2 separate regions of the Mus musculus genome follow, and region 1 is linked to region 2. The links are chromatin loops, found by intact Hi-C in ENCODE. Cell type or tissue: gastrocnemius. All regions are shown on one strand. Each heading gives the region's core, and the rest is flanking DNA. Links, peaks and the distances in the headings are about the cores only.

Evidence for each region. A loop is a pair of places that touch in the nucleus more often than their neighbours do. Peaks named below come from ENCODE experiments on the same cell type or tissue, not always from the same donor. Only the 100,000 strongest peaks of a DNase experiment are listed, where the experiment ranks them.
Region 1: it touches region 2 in a loop (7-fold over the local background); 12 of 42 quality-filtered maps call a loop at or near these places.

The regions. Positions count from the first base shown.
Region 1 is chr6:140,440,183-140,448,521 of GRCm38, reverse strand. The region is part of intron 3 of Plekha5 (pleckstrin homology domain containing, family A member 5); the gene reads right to left. Among named protein-coding and RNA genes, the nearest start is that of Plekha5, 20 kb to the right of the region's middle. In gastrocnemius, for the core only: a CTCF peak has its summit at 4,986 (motif pointing right); DNase peaks (open chromatin) are centred at 3,503 and 4,979.
Region 2 is chr6:139,869,995-139,878,333 of GRCm38, reverse strand. It overlaps Pik3c2g (phosphatidylinositol-4-phosphate 3-kinase catalytic subunit type 2 gamma), which reads right to left. Exons shown (of 34, transcript NM_207683.3): 26 at 2,875-3,031. Among named protein-coding and RNA genes, the nearest start is that of Plcz1, 170 kb to the left of the region's middle. In gastrocnemius, for the core only: a CTCF peak has its summit at 3,698 (motif pointing left); a DNase peak (open chromatin) is centred at 3,739; H3K27ac peaks cover 2,016 bases.

The sequences.
Region 1 (8,339 bases), core at 289-8,288, 570 kb before region 2:
TGCCAGCGCTCTGCCAAACACAGTCGACCTGCTTACCTCAGAGATGGACCATTCTTTAAGGCCATCTGACTTAAATACTCTGGATCACCACTCTTTTCCCCAAGGAGAGAACTCTCAGTTCTCTTTGGACTTGTGTGTGTGTGTGTGTGTGTGTGTGTGTGTGTGTGTGCACACGCGAGCGCGCGCGCGCGCACGCACATTTCTTTCTCAGCTAATTGCAAAGGCACACGGATCCTAGGGAGGCTGTTAAGTGTTGCACTAGGGCTGTGCTGCTGCGTGAGAAGCAGAAACTTCAGCTTCACATTTTCCTCGAGCCAGGCCTTCTGTTCAATCACAGCATGGCTCTTACCCACGGGCCTGCACGCTGCTATCGAGTGGGGCTATAAAGGAGGCAGGATTTAACACACCTAGCGGAGCAGGGCTACAGTGAGAGTCTGTCTCAAAATTAAAAACAAAGCAAGAAGGGATCTGAACTTCTTTTTTCTGCCTGCCTCTGCCTCCCAAGTGCTGGGATTAAACCACACAAAGAAACTGAAAGGGTGTCAGCCAGGACTCTGTAGACAGTGACAGAACTCAGGCATTTTCTTGCATTGATTCTCTGAGTTTTTCCAGTAGGGACACATATTTCTTCTGTAGCCAGAAAAATAACATTTCATATAATATATTGTTTTTTAAAATATAGATGCAAAGCAACACCTAACTTAAAGGTAGTTTTGAGAAGTGTTTCAAGTGCTTGGCTGATTCAAGTGAGCAAACTGAACTGCTCATTTACTCACGGCCCTGTCTTTGAGCTGGAACCTGGAGAGTCAATGCTAATTTGTACAGTACCCATGGCTTTACAATACTGGCATTGAATTGGTCCAGAAATACATCTGAAAGTATCACATCTTCATTACTGACGGGGATGCTATTGTGGGTCTAAGTGACCTGTATAGATTTTCAAGTGAAGAGTTTAGTAAGGAAGCACTATGCAGAGGTTAGAAACTGTAATGGCACTAACACGCAGGGACTAGAGCAGCCATCAGTGAAGAAGGCAGAAGCACACATATGGCTAGCATATAAGGTGGAAGATGTTGGGTTACTTTCAGAAAGTATTTTAATATAATGAATATATTGTTTCAACAGGAAAAGTTAGTAACAAATAGAGAAATCTTCTCTAAGTCTGAAAGCCCAGCTTGCTTCTTTCTGGAGTCACATTTAAGTAAAGGAATAAAGGATAAAATGGATGCCCAGCTGTTTGCCTCCAGGAATACAAACAGAAAAATAAGCAGAGGGCAGAGGGAGAGACAGTGAGACTAACTACTTCATTTCCAGCTGTGTTTAATCTGTCCTACAGAAACGAAACAAGCCTTCTTTTTTTTTTAAAAAAAGATGTATTTATTTATTATATGTAAGTAGACTGTAGCTGTCTTCAGACACTCCAGAAGAGGGCGTCAGATCTCCTTACGGATGGTTGTGAGCCACCATGTGGTTGCTGGGATTTGAACTCAGGACCTTTAGAAGAACAGTTGGGTGCTCTTACCCACTGAGCCACCTCAACAGCCCAACAAGCCTTCTTAATAATAGAGACTTCTACTTGCACTCAGCAAAAGTCAAAGGCACACTAGAAAATATTTAGTTTTAGTTGATGTCAAATTCAGTAATTTTTCTGGACTATGTTTTAAACTGTACTGACATCAGTTGGATCACGTAGGGAAGGGGCTTAATAACTCACAATACAATTTCAAAGACAGAAATGTCTGATTACAAGTGACTAGAATGCAAGTATATGTATGAAGGATGAACAAGTTAAAACCTGCCCCACTTTGCTATAGTAAACATCAATAGACAACAAGTTGGGGTATCTGCAGGTCAGCCTCTGTCACTGTATTACTCAGGCAAACTGTCCTGTTCTCTGCCTTCTAAAGATGACACGTGATGTCTACTGTGGGCACAGGTAGCAGGAAGGCTGGGATACGGTCAGAGGGAGATGAGCTCCGCAAGGCTTCCTCCAGCGAACAGCACTTTCCCATAGAGCTAACGTGGCTTCTACTTCCTCCCTTTATAAAGTGAGAAGCCCAGAACTTGAAAGCAAGCAAGGAAGGAACATCCACACAGTGTGCGGATGCAGCCGGTCAATGTCCTACGCCATCAGGATAATATGGCCTCCTTTGCCAGATTATTGTAGGACCCACATTAATTTTATATTTTTTTTTCAAAATTCATTATAAATCAAGGTTTATGACAATGGATGTATCAGGGGACATGATAGGAGTTTTCAGAAACCTTTTCATAATGAGTGTGACACAGGTAATGTAAAGTAAGCGCCATTCAGCTCTGTATGGCTGTGCGGAGCTACTGAATCAGGAGTTTACCTTACCTACAGTCTTGCTCTCCGGGGTCTCCACTACTCGAGGACAACTAAAACACTAACTGAGCAATTCACACTGGGAGGCTGAGAAGCTCAGAAGGTGAAGTGCTGGCTGCAGAGCAGGAGGCCTGAATGAGACAAAAACTTGAAGGAAAGTGGCTTCCAATTTTTTGCCCTCAAAATCTCAAACAAAAACTGGTCTATATTCATTCACCCAGAGACAGAATAAAGTCGGGGTCAGGAATAATTATGAATTCCTGTACCGATCAGAGGCACGAATGCTAGCCTAGGCAACATAGCAAGTACCAGGCCAGCCTGCAGTCTTAGCATGCAATATGTATTTCCCTCAGTGTATAGCACCCAACGAAGCAAACAGGTAGTTCAAATTCCACTAGGCATTATGAGGTTCCAAGACTCTAGACCGTGAGGATTTCACCTTTGCAGCCCCTGTGCTTGGCAGGTTATTCGACATAGTATATTCACTTAACTTCAGCTTTTCCAAGTCAAGTAAAAACGAAGTTTATTTAAACTTTAAAAAACTTTTTTTTTTTGTAGCTGAAAATTCACTGGGAGAAGGTTTTGTGTTTCTGGGCCACCTGAAAGGGCGAGAGCTAGCATGTCAGGCTGTCACTGTATATCCCAGGATGACAACATCGGGGCTCACATGTGAATAAATGAATGCATGCATAGTTTTCATGCTCCACACAGAGAGAAACAAAAGCCAGCGAGCACTGCACTTCACCCTAAGAGCTCACATCACAGACATGTACAACAAAGCTACTGTAAAGCCATGTGGGAAGCCATGCTTTAGACCTTAGGTATAAGCAGCCGCGTGCACTGGGGCAGTGTTGTTTTAGATCCCAGAAACACCTGCGCTCGCTCCTGCCGTGCCTCTTCTGACAACAAAGCACTGGCCTTCGCAGTGCTTTCTGGGAAGGCCCGGACACAGCCTCACTAGGATTGTGTGCTTTTGCTCTTGCCTGAGAGACAGACCATATAAATCAGTGTCTAAAGCAAGAGGTCAGTCTTTCATGCTTTCTATAAAGCTGCTTAGCTCTTTCTCCCTCTGCTTCACAGACACTCAACAGTCTCACCCCACACTGTGTGCCCAACAGGAGCCCCAGAGGGGCAAAGCAGGACCGGCTTTAGCAGCAGCCCTTCCCGCTGCTCCCAGCAGGGGCTCTCACTAAAGAGGGCACTTAGGCTCATGATTCAGGAGAACCTAGTATCAGGCTTGCTTCCTTTCCTGTCACACCAGGTTTCACTCCTCTGCAGCCCCTTTATCAGGTAAAACAGCTACTTTACTAATACTCCAATTTACTTACCACAGAGCTGAGACCTTCCTAATCGACACCAAAGTTTGGATAAAAATGAAGAATTCCTGTGGCATTTGTTAAGAGACTTTAATTATGTACAGGTGTGTATCTGCATGTGGGTATGCGTACATGAGACCAGAAGCACTGGGTCCACTGAGGCTGGAGTTAAGACAGTTAGGAGCTCCCTGACACGGGTGCTGGGAACTCAACGGATCCTCTGAACGAGTAGCAAGTACTCTTAATGCCTGAGCAATCTCTCCATCCTCCTCCCAAGATGTCTCTTATTTAAAGCTGGGCTGCTGGGCTGCTGGTGTGCGTCAGTGGTAAAGAGGCCAGCTTAGCATGTCAAGGCCCCACAAGACTGACCAAAAAACATACCACGAAGACAGTGTGTCTGTGTGTGGGACCACGAGAAGAGCCCAGCTCCACAGCATGAGGACCAGGTAATGGGGCAGCCTGTATCCCAGCCTGCGAGGTCAAGGCAAGAGGGAGGGAATCTAATGTAGCCTACACTGTGCAGCAAGTACGGGGCCAGCAGGACCAGGTGAAACCGTTTCCCCCAACACAAAACAACACAGAACAAAACAACAAAAAGAATGAAATCCTGACGGGTCAAACTAGGTAAGACTGGGTGAAATAAGCCAGGCACCAAAGAACATTGTGCCAATCACCTGAGAGCTAAAAACATCAATGTCAGAAAACAATGGTTACCACAGGGTAGGAAAAGGAGGGAGGGGTAAGGAGAGGGTGGGTGAGTGGGTACAGCACACAGTAAAGTGCCCAGCGCTCTTCTGCACAATAGGTGACTGCAATTCATAACAACTCTTTTGTGTACTTCAAAATAGCTACAAGAGGACGCTGAGTGTTCCTAACACCGAGAAACAATAAATACAGGAGGAGATGTGTATGCTAATTACTGATTTGACTATTAAATACTTCTTACAATAGCACATCACACCTGTAAATACATACACTTACATGTTTTTATAAAGAGCTGGAAAAAACAGTTAAGTACCAAATAACACAAAACTGGACTATTAAAGTCAGATGGAGTAGCAGGGGCAGTGGCAGCACTGGGGGCAGAGGCTCTCTGCTGCTGACACAACGCGGAGCACACTCCGATGAGCACTCTACACTTAGCACAGGTCTGTACTAAAATGCACCAAACAAGGCTTTCTAAAACATGACAGAACTGTACGGAGAAGACAGGTCACCCCAACAGCCACGCACTAAGCTCATGTGCAAGGTCAAATCCAATACACTGCATCCAGAGTAATAAGGAAATACATGTTCACCAATTCTGCTGTGCAAGGAATCACCAGAAGGGGGCAGTGTGTGTGAGTGTATGTACAGAACTTCTTATACCTTCTGTTCAAACTTTGCTAAAATCTAACCCTAACATATAAAGGTTTTCTTTTAATTTTTATTATTTGTTTATGTGTATGCACCCAAGGAAATAGAGAGGTGTCAGCTCCCTGAAGGTGGAGTTTCAGACAGTTCAATTCCCAGACCTGATGTGGGTACTGGGAATTGAACTTGGGTCCTCAGCAGAAACAGTTTCCTCCAGCTGGAAGCTTGTTAATTTTCAAAAGGGTACCACATGGGCTGGGCGTGGGGGTGCACACCTTTACTCCCAGCACTCAGGAGGCAGTGACAGGCATATTTCTACAAGTTCCAGGACAGCCTGGTCTACACAGAGAAACTCTGCTTCAAAAAACCAAAAGTACATTGATGAAATTCATGTAATTCATTAAGTAGTAAATTAAAAGGGGGGAATTATTTTACAGACTACAGAAAGAAACTTAATGATAAAATTCAGCACTCACTCACTACTGAAGCCCTCATCAGCCTTGTAGTAGAGAATCACCTTTATCTAAATCCCTAATTCTCAAACAACATCTGCTGAAGAAGACTAAAAGCAGGAGCTTTGAAGTCTGCAGACAAGTTGCTTCTACCATACTAGAGCTGCCAGCCAACGGTATAGAGTCGGTGGGGCTGCGTGTATGCTAGCACACGCTTTAATCCCAGCTTATGAAGGAAAAGGCAAGAGGATCTCCGAGTCTGAGGTTAGTCTGATCTACAGCTACACAGTGACCTCCAGGACCACCAGGGCTACAGAGTGAGACCCTGTCTTTAAGGGGGGGGGTGGGGTGGGGGGGTGTTCTCTAGGATTTCTGCTTCAAGCTCCTGCCCCGACACCTGTCAAGAACTTGGAAGTTCCCTCCCATAAGTTACCTTTGATCGGTGTCCTTCACAGCAACAGAAAGCTAACTAGACTCCCTTTTTCTATGTCAATTTTCTCAGTTACCTCGTCACACTGAGGGAAAGCTAACACAGTAAAGCCTGGAGTTCAATTCTGCAGTACCAAATTAAAAACAAAAAATAAAGCCTGACTTGTATTGCACAATTGTTTAATTACACAGATTATTTTAACAGTCTTACTACTTTCATTGCAGCAAGTCTGACTGAAGAGTGGAGGGAAGAAAAATAATTGATGTTAATTATTCTTCATGTACAGCCCCTGTCTATGAGCTTAATGTCATTTTTATAACGATTCCCAGGGGCTTCTGGGGATTTGTAGCCTTCCACTGTTGTCATTCCTACACGGCTGCCTCAGCCAACTCTGTGATAGAAGGCCACCAAAGTCTGCTCTGGTTCCACACATGCTGTGAATTTTCAAAAAGAGGCAAAGGAAGAGGTTATATTTGCAGTGAAGATGTCCACCTTAACACTCATGCAAGAAACTAACAAAAAAGGAAAAATATAAATATGAAATCTTGATCCTTGGGTTTTAGATTTGATTTATTTAATAACTAGAATTATATGAATTAATTAAACTATCTCCTCAGTACTTGCACATGTTATTAATGTTTGGCATATTTAAATAGTTCACATTTGGAAAATGCCATTTCTAGTTTTAAAAGATTACTACAAAAAAACCCATAGAGAAAATATGAATAATCTTAAATGAATATAGAATCAGTCTCCTATGTATGTATTTCACATCCAGAGATTTATCAGTTGTGGACAGAAAGCATCAAGGGAAAAGGCAAAGTGTCTGAAAAGAGGCTCTGGGATGGCCACACAGGGATAAGAAGCTGAGGCCATCAAGGGAAGGGATGAAACAGACCCCACTATATAGCTACCATCATTCCACGATGTTTGGTCTCAGCACCACTTGTCTGAGAATTACTCCTCAAGTCTTACTCATATACTACATCATAGGCCTATGACGACTGAGTCTGTACTGAACGCATACAACTCTTCTAGTCATTATCCCTAAGCCAGTATGGGGTAAGGGGTGATTAACGCACATTTCCATTCCATTAGGTATCTAGGTAGACTAAAGATGATTTAAAGTATACAAGAAGGTGTGTGTGTGTGTGTGTGTGTGTGTGTGTGTGTGTGTGTTGCACGTAAATACCACACTTCATAAGGAACTTAATCCCTTGCAGACTTTGCTATGCACTTAGACAGTGTAGCAGGCTGTGTAGATTTAGAACTTTAGCACCAAAAAGTTCACGTAAATCTACCTGAACACCAGTCTAGAGCTTCCTGGGATGCCCTCCACCTTTCAGCAAATGAGACTCTGGCCTAAGGGTATCGTTTCTCTAAGAATCTATTAATTAATGCCAATAGCCATCGTCCCTCATCTTCCCGATTTGCCCTCTGACCCCACTTTAGTCCTACCGAGCTCTGTACTTTCTTTGCAGCCTGTAAGGGAGCCAGCTACGGAGCAGCTCCTTCACTACCACCCTGCACCCTGGCCTTGCATCCTAGCCTCTTAGGGCATCACCTCAGCATCTAACTCTCAATGACTTTCTCCTGAGGACATGAACTCTGCACTCTCTCAAACAGTTCAGCCAGCTACACCTCCACCAACCACATCCTCTCTTTAGAACCTGGTTACCCCATAACTGGCACATAACAACCCCAGTTTCAGTGGCCACACCATACCGCACCACACTCCAGTAAGCATGCTTACCTACACTCCCTGTGTAGCATCTCTGGTCTTGGGAGAAACTCTACCCTAATCCATTAGCTGTCTTCTTGCTCCACACCCCACCTTCCAAGTATGAAGTCTAACTGTGAACAGATTTTCCTCCTCCTCAGTCTTCAGATTGCCTAACTTTTATTGTATTTGTGCAGTAAGCGTTTGTGGCTTCACCTCTGCATTTTCTCTGAGCTCCCAGACTTCCGCCATGATGAACTAATTCCCTACAGTGTACTGAAGACACAGGTTTTTCCATGTGGTATTTTAACAAGTTTGTTGCTTATGATAAAAATCCCATAAGCAGAGAAAAGGTTTGAGAATGTTGTGATAACCAGGGCCAGAGGCCCTGCACGCGTGTGAAGCTCACATCACTACAAAGAGTAGACAAAACCTCAATGCGAGGAAGCAAGCTTACAGGGAAAATAAAGGTGGGTTAGAATGACAGCAAGTGCCTGATCGCCAGGCGGGGGAGTGGGCATGGGCAGAGCTCTGAGCTTGCCTTCTAGAAACCTGTCCTAAAACACAATGAAACTCAGGCAGTTCCTCTAGGCCCACTCTGGCCCTGCTGAGACTACCAAGTCAAGTACACACAGCAGTACAACAACATAACTCTACTCTGTATGATTTAGAAATTAACTTTTAATAAAAATACTAAGTTTCTTTGTAAAAGAAGACAGAA
Region 2 (8,339 bases), core at 33-8,032:
TGCTGGGAAATCTCTGATATAATAATGGGAGTGATAAACATTTGAAGCCGGTGAATGGTCCCTGTGTTCTTTGAGAGTCTTCCATAATAGTTCATATTGATTTTTTTAATGGGAGAAGAGCTGAGGAGGCACAGGCTTTTATATTGGTGAACTCAGCCAGGAGCACACTTGGGTCTCCTACAGATGTTGCTTTTAAGCAAGATGAGAATTACATAGATTACTCCTTGCTTGCTTTTCCCATGTGGAAACAAAAGCACAGCAGATATCTGGCAACAAGATGCTTTCTGCTGGGGACGGGTCATTAACTCCACATTGAACCGACTGCACGCCTGTGCCTCATGATCCTGGGTATTGATCATTTGCAGAAGCCAGCCTTGATGACCCGGGCCAGGCATTTCTCAACTTGTAACTGGGTCATGGTGTAGTGCATTGAACTGTGCTTAAAGACATCAACACAAGAGTCAGAATGGAGAAAAAGGTCATATTAAATGTGTATATAGAAAGCAGAATTTTTTTTTTACAAATTTAAATTTGGTTTTAATTTAAAAGAGGTTTTAGCTAGACAGTGTGTGGTCCTGAAATAACCACTGAAGACTTTATCTGAAGAGTCACAGAGGACTCTTATATACTAGAGTATGTACATACTGGAGTAAAACAGGGAAACTGGCTAGAAACCAAGAACCACACACCCCAGTATGTGCACTCCAGTACAGTATGATTTTCACTTACAAATGCTGGGATCCTCAGTTACTTATATGCACAAATTTTATCATCACTCTTCAACTTAAAATTTTAAGTCTCTAGGTTTTATATTTTATCCTCTCATTAATAGTTCCTAGCACATAGTAGGCTCTTGAGAGCTCATGGACTCATGAGTAAGATCTTGGGAGAGTCCAACTAGATCATGCCAGAGTTTGACAGTACATGAGAATTGATAGTGCCTAGAAATTCATTATATAAATAAAGTCATTTTCCTTGATTTAGTGCTTGTAGAGTTAGTTTTCTCTGTGTCATAGAATTAGCTTGTTATGAGCTGTAAGCCATCCCATAAAAGCAATAGAGAAAAAGAGAATTGGGAACTAGAACAAAGATCTATAAAGAAAAATTCCTGGCTACAGTTGGAGATCCTGATGCCTGGGGATGTTACTCAGTAGGAGAGATGCAGGCTCAATTCCTATCACAGAATAAAAAAAAAATACTGAACCAAACCAAACCAAAAGAACACAAAAAATCCCCCTGAATTATGAAGTAATTAGTAAAATTGAGAAATTGACCCTTCAGTTTTAATGAATACTAATTTGAATTTTACATGTGAGTGCGTGATCTTGTAATGGTCAGTTCATTTTTTAATTGATTGCTTTGATTGGTTGGTTGATTGATTTTTGAGTCAAGATTTCATGTAGTCCAGGCTGGCTTTAAACTTGCTTTGTAACCAAAGATGACCTTGTACTTCTGACCCTCCTGCCTCTTTCTCCCAGGTTCTGCATTTTGGAATTACAAGTGTGTAGCACCACAGCCAATTGTCTTCAGTGCTGGGCCAGCACTTTACCAACTGAAATATATTCCTAACCTGACAGTATTTAAAGTAAATTAACAATTATCTTATATTATCACATTAATTAACTGAACTCTACTATATGGCAGATACTATCATAAATCCTTTATGTTAATTATCAGCTAGAGTTATGAAAATTAATCTATTAATATCTTAGCATAATGCCTGGTCCATATGATGCATTTATTATCAGGCAATTTATCCATCAATTCCATAAGGTAAAAGTTATTATCCTCATTTTAAATGGAAACAGTACATAGGTTAAGTATAAATTTAACCTTTAAATGCTAAGCCTGCATTCAAAATTAGGGAGATCCAACCACCAAATTTGTCTCCTCAACATCTACTAGCAGAATTGAAGTTTCTAAGCCAGCCATTTTTTACTCCAAAAAACACAGATAGATAAACTAGTGGTATGCTACTCTCCTGTGGATGGATGTAATTGTTACAATGGATGTATGCACTTAAAGAAATCATTATATCATTTTCCAAAAGATATTTCTATTGGCCACTTCTTTCCTTTTACCACATGACTATTTCTCATCTCTTTGCTATGGACATTGGGAGAAAACACTGAATCCTTCCGGACCCAAAGCTCAGCAGAACCAATGCATGACACTCAACGCATCAATCTACAGTCTGCTCACTAACTCATCAGTGACATGTTTAGACTTATTTCGTTGTGAGGTAAATGTGCATGTGTGTGTATGTGGTTTTGTGCCTATTTGCATGCAGGTCCCTGTGGAGTACAGACAAGTGCATCATATCCCTGGAGCTGAAGTTAAAGGCAGTTGTTGGACTTGTGAGCTGCCGGGTGTGAGGGCTGGGAACTGAACTCGGGTGCTGTGCAAGAGAAGTTTATGCTTTTAAACCGCTGAGCCATCTCTCCAACTCCAGAGTTTGTATTCTTGACCCTGAATTTCTTAATATGAATGAATAGCGCTCAAGTGTTCAAAGGCAGATATTGAGACAAAAGAGCCAGGATGAATCTGCCTCATCTATGTTATGAAGTTTACTTCATATGTAAGTCAAATGGGGACAATACAGCCAAAGAAGTTAGTTTAAAAATGACTTTTTTTTTCTGAGCCCTAATCCACTCTGCATGGGGATCCCCTCTGAATGCACTAGTAACTCTGTGTTTGGTGACTTCCAAGATGAAAACTATGAACTAACTGTAAGTTGCCAAGAAACATGTTTGCTTGCTCACTCCTTTCTGCGTTAAAAACTGTTTTAAAATGGAGGTGGGGGAACTCCAAACCATTAGAAGTAGACAGCTGGATGAGACACCATGGAAGCTTTCTACTCTCCAAGGGACTTACCATCTCTAGAAGGCTCAGGATCAACTGGCTGTGTTTCCTGACGATGTTGTAAGCTCTGCAGCAAAGCTCCACGAAGTCTTGAAAATGCTGTGTGTTTTTTCCACCCTCAGTAATAAAGTACTCCATCTCTGAAGTAAAAATGAAAGGGGCTCTGTCCCTATAAATAAAAAGATAGCAACAACCATGAGGAGGTCACATGGTTTGGAGGGTTAATGCAGAAAGTCACTGCAACTTATTTCCACTGGAGTTTGTTTGTTTGTTTTTGTTTTGTTTTTTGGTAGTCTAGTGTGGGTTATTGCAGCAGATCAGTGGAAAAACTTAGTAATTGAAGACTTTGAATAACTGGTCTGGGGAGGAGAAAGGGTAAGTTGTGCTACAATGTTCCTCTACACTCTGTCAAATGTTTAATTCCCAACTACGTTTGGACACAGTGTATCTACTAAAAGAAGATAGGCTCCAATGAACAGTACAGTAAGAGTTCTGCCAAGTCCTCACTGGCAGTATATTTACTGACACACTGGGAGGTGATAAAACAGAACTTGAGTTCTTAAAAAATAGCCTTAAAAGCTCTTTTCTTTCCCTCTGAAGGGTGACTCCTTAGGAAGAGAATTTGGATAAAAGTTAAGATATTTTAATGCCAATCTCTTTCAGAAGATAATTTGTGAAACAACAGCAACAGATGTAACCAATTCCCTGTCATATGTGTAGTGAACAGGGAGTTTTAGAAAGTAGCTATAATTCATTTCACATATGACTCAGTGAAAAAAATGCTGAGCACACCAGGACAGTGCTAACCTTGTTTTCTCATAAGTCACACTGCCCCCTGGAGTCCCAAGGATGGAAAAGCAGGTTCCATCTCCAAAATTATTAGACATGCTAATCCTGAGATGAAGCCTTAGCCACTCAAGGAGAAGCGAAGCAGGTAGGGGGAGGGGCAGGCACATCTCTATCTGATGAGGTTTCAGCATATAGATCAGTGAGGGCGATTTTGCACCAACCTGACCTAGATTCTTCTAGCAGCATCTAGATTTGGACACAGTTTGTGGTTAAAATAGAATGACATGTTTTAAATTTGACAGCCTGGGTTCACATAAGGTTATATCAAATCACAACTGGAGAAATTGAGAGGTAGTTCAGGGAGCCTTTAGAATAGAATAGTGTTCCTTGCTGGTACAAGGCTTTGCTGTTTTAATAAAAACATTGTCAAGCTAGAATTCCCACTGATATGACTTAACTAGACCTTTCTGAAGTATGGGACTCAAATGGAAAAGCCATGCAAGCACACTTGAAGAAGTAGATTCTAGCTACCAGCCAAGCAGTTTCTAAAACAGTGTTTGGGTGTGGTTGTTTTAAAATGTTAATTTAAAGCTGGGCACTGTGGTTCACACCAGCAAATCCCAGCATATCAGTGGCTACACAGACTATGAGTTTGAGACCAGCCTAGACTACATGTTGACTTCCAGGTAAGCCTGGTCTCAGAGGTGGGGTCCTGTCCCAAAGTGAAATAATAAAATTTATATGTTACAATACATGCTTATTATCAAAAGTGGTCAGAATAACAAAAAGCATTCCCTTGGCTTTGATTTCTTTGCACAGTAACGTATTCAATAAACTCTGTTGCGTTCCACACCAAGCAGAAGCTCTCGGGCGCCAGCTCCGATGCCTCAAACTTTGATCACTGGTTTTGCTATTGGCCTTGCTGGGTTTCCCACTCATCCCGTGATACACTTTGTGGGCTATGCTTCAGCAAGGCTGGGAGAAGAGATGTTGGAAACACGAGATAAAAGCACAGGGTCTAATCTTGAACGCGCTGTGACTTCATTTTCTCATGTTTAAAATGTGTGCCAGACACTCAGCTGCTAGACTTCATGAGAGAGCCAGCTTGGAAAAGCTGCCCGAGTCAGGCCCACAGAGCGCATTGTGCACTTCAGGGGGTTCTGTGGCTTGGGGAGGCTCAAAGCACAGAGCCTGGGCCAGAGGCCCCGCGATTCAGATTTCAAGTCTGGGTTTTGTGTATCACTAGATCTTGCCCTTGGTGAGAGACTTACCAGCTCCATTCTGAAATTTCATTCTTTATCAAATGGGCTGGAAACGGTTGCTCATTGATATTGCTGAGAGGATCTCATAGCTTAGAGGACAGGAAAGTACTTACTACATGGCAAGCACTGGATACATTTTAGATGTCATTGTTGTGTATTACCGTGAGTCTTCAAACGGCCACGAGTGTTCGCCGAGCTGAGCCTTCTCACAACTAAGGCGCCTTCTGTCTTCTCACTCAAAAATGGCATCAATTTCTACTTTTTAAGTTAGCATTTATTTTAATCCTGGCCTTCATCACCATAAACTGCTTGGGTGTGTGGGTCTTTACATGGGCCTTTTATTTCATTATATATTTGTTAGATCATGTACGGTTGCGGTTTTCACTATTGCTAATTGTGGTCCTTTGAAGAATAATTGTGGCCCCGTAGGCTCACGGTTTAAGTATGTGGTCCCCAGTTTGTGACGCTGTTTGGAGAACCTTTAGGAAGTGGAGCCCGGGTGGATGGAGGGAATACAGTTCTGGGCTTGGGCCTTGAGAGATCAACGCACCACCCCACGTTTTACTCTCTCTGTCTCTGCTTCGAGTGTATATAGATGTGATCAGTCAGCTTCCTGCTCTGTGAGCCCGTCACACCTTTCGGGAATAAAGGATTCTATCCCTCCGGAGCCATAGCAAACCCTTATTATTTCTTTAAGTTTCTCTTGGTCCTGTATTTTATTACAGTAAAAGAAAAGAACCTTAGACCCCAAATTTTAGGAAAGTTTTAGAAATATCTTAGACTTCTATAATCAGAAACAAATCTACAATATTTTTTCCCTGTCTTATACTATTTTTTACTATGAAATGAACTTTGGAAATTGTTTTAGAAAAATCTAAAATATTATAAATTCCTGAACTTTTTTTTATATATATATACTTTTTATTAGGTATTTCCTGAACGTTTTTTAACATGACAAATATACTTTTTTCTTTCCAACTAATAAAATCACAATTGGCCAAACTAATTTCTCTTAGGAACCTTTTGTGGTTCCGAATAATGATACTGTCTTAGTCCCTGGCAACTGCTATGAGACATCAGGTGCAGAAAACCCACACATAAACTCAAGTATCTGAAAGAAACATCCAAAATGAAAGAAAAACTTAAACTAACACCAACATTGCAGAAACAGATTTCACAATGCAAGCATCACAGTTGAAATGGTCTGGGAGTCCAACAAAATAAAAGCCTCCATCTTTATACATCTTTGTTGACTTCTAGTAAATTTCATAAGAATTGCACTAGAACTCTTCTGTGAATGAAAGGGAGTGTTATAGACAATGAGGAATCTATCTGGTTCCCATACTTTACAGAAGCTTTGGCTGTGCTGTGGTTTGTGAATTAGCTCATGTGTGTCTGTGAGCATGTATGCATGCACATGCATATTTGTTTGTGCATGTGTATTTGTGTATGTGTATATGTGTGTGTGTATGGTATATATGTGTGCGTATGTATGTGTATACATATGTGTGTGTGTTCTCTCCTCTCCTCTTCCTTTCTCTCTCACCTGCCCTTCTCTGACGCTTTAATGCTGACCCAGTCATAAAGCTTAAAGTATTTTACCTGCAATAAATCTTCCCAGGGCGGGAAAGATTGCTCCCTGGGTAAAGTCACTTGTCACCAAACTTGATCATCTGAGTTAGAAACCTAAGAACCATGGGATGATAGAAAACTCACTTTAATGACTTGTCCTCTGAATTTTGTTTTGTTTGTTTTGTTTTCCGAGACAGGGTTTCTCTGTGTAGCCCTGGCTGTCCTGGAACTCACTTTGTAGACCAGGCTGGCCTAGAACTCAGAAATCTGCCTGCCTCTGCCTCCCAAGTGCTGGGATTAAAGGCATGCGCCATCACCGCGTGGTGTGAATTTTTCTTGTATACCCTGGCACACACACATGCATACAACATAAATAAAATGCTAATTTTAAAAAGAAATATTCCTTAATAAAACATTTTCCTTGCTGAAAGTCTTTTATAGAAAAAAAAATGAATTGTATGGTTTTCAGAAGCAAAGGAAGCCCTTCTCCTTCCTTTACACAGTATCTGAATCTGAAACAATACATTGATGGTATTCTGCTCCAAACAGCAAATAAAATAAAAGTAGCCTACATAGTGACTAGCTGGTGATAATTTAGCATATTTATGTGGGAAGACCACAGAGTAAGCTTGTTGTGATTCTTACATCGTGTTTCCAAAATTAACTTTTGTATAAACGTATGACTAGCGTTTCTCCAAAACTGGCATTCAGTAAAAATGCTGAGAGTGTTTTCCAGATTTCCAGCAGATGTAAGGAGTGGTCTGGTGTTTTAAAAATGCTGATACCCTTGGAAATGTAAGAATATATTATAAGCAGATAGTAATTACTGAGGATACATTTATTTGATATAAGGAATATTAGGTATTCATATTTGACATTTACTGCTACTTTTATGTCAGCTCCCCATATAGCCATAGAGCAGTTCTGTACAAAGCATTGATGTGCTAAGGTCATTGTCAGAACCTTTGCCAGTGGTTGATGCACTGAGGATGCACTAACTGAGGTCTGCTGCTGCTGCACGTTCTGTGACTCGAACCTAAGAGGTCTACCCACAAACATCAGAGCACTACCGCTAACTATCGATAGGCATTTACAGAGCCTCTGCTCTATACTGTGCAAGACCTGTATGTGAAATTAAAGAGCTTTCAAAAGCATTATGTTGTGGTCTGGGGATACAGCTCAGCTGCTAGACTGTTTGTCTGTCATATGAAAAGTCTTGAGTTTCATATCCAGGACAACATGAATGTGACTGTGGTGGGACATGCCAGTAATCCAGAGCTAGGCAAAAGGAGGAAGGGGCGGGGAGGAGGAGGATCAGGAACCTAAGGTCTTCTTGGCTATGTAGTAAGTACGTTTGCAGCCGGCCTGGCAAACATAAGACCCTGTCCTACTTTCTCCCCACAAAAATAGCATTGGTACATAGACAATTTAGATGCATTAAGCGACAAAAATAATGTTAAGAAAAGTTTGTTCCATCTGCAATATGAAGAGATAAGAAGGGTGTATTTGGGCAGATGAGATGAGATTCTTTGTAGAAATTTTTGATTTCATACGAAAATGTTTTATACTAGGATGAGGGTTGTGGCATACAGATACAGAGAAGTGGGAAGACTTGAAACAGGCTCCAAAATTATAAACAAGAAGAGGTGATGACTTGGCACAGGAGGGAACAGTAGTGTCATGAAGTTCAGCTTCTCTTCCGTGTGTGACAGGAAGACTGAAGAGCATCATTTGGAGGGACTGGAAATTCACATCCAACTTATACTGAATGACCAATGCTGCTGACCAAGATTATATAGCACGTGTCTCAGGACCTTAGACAAAAGATCTAGGCTTGTAAAGTCTTGTGGATCA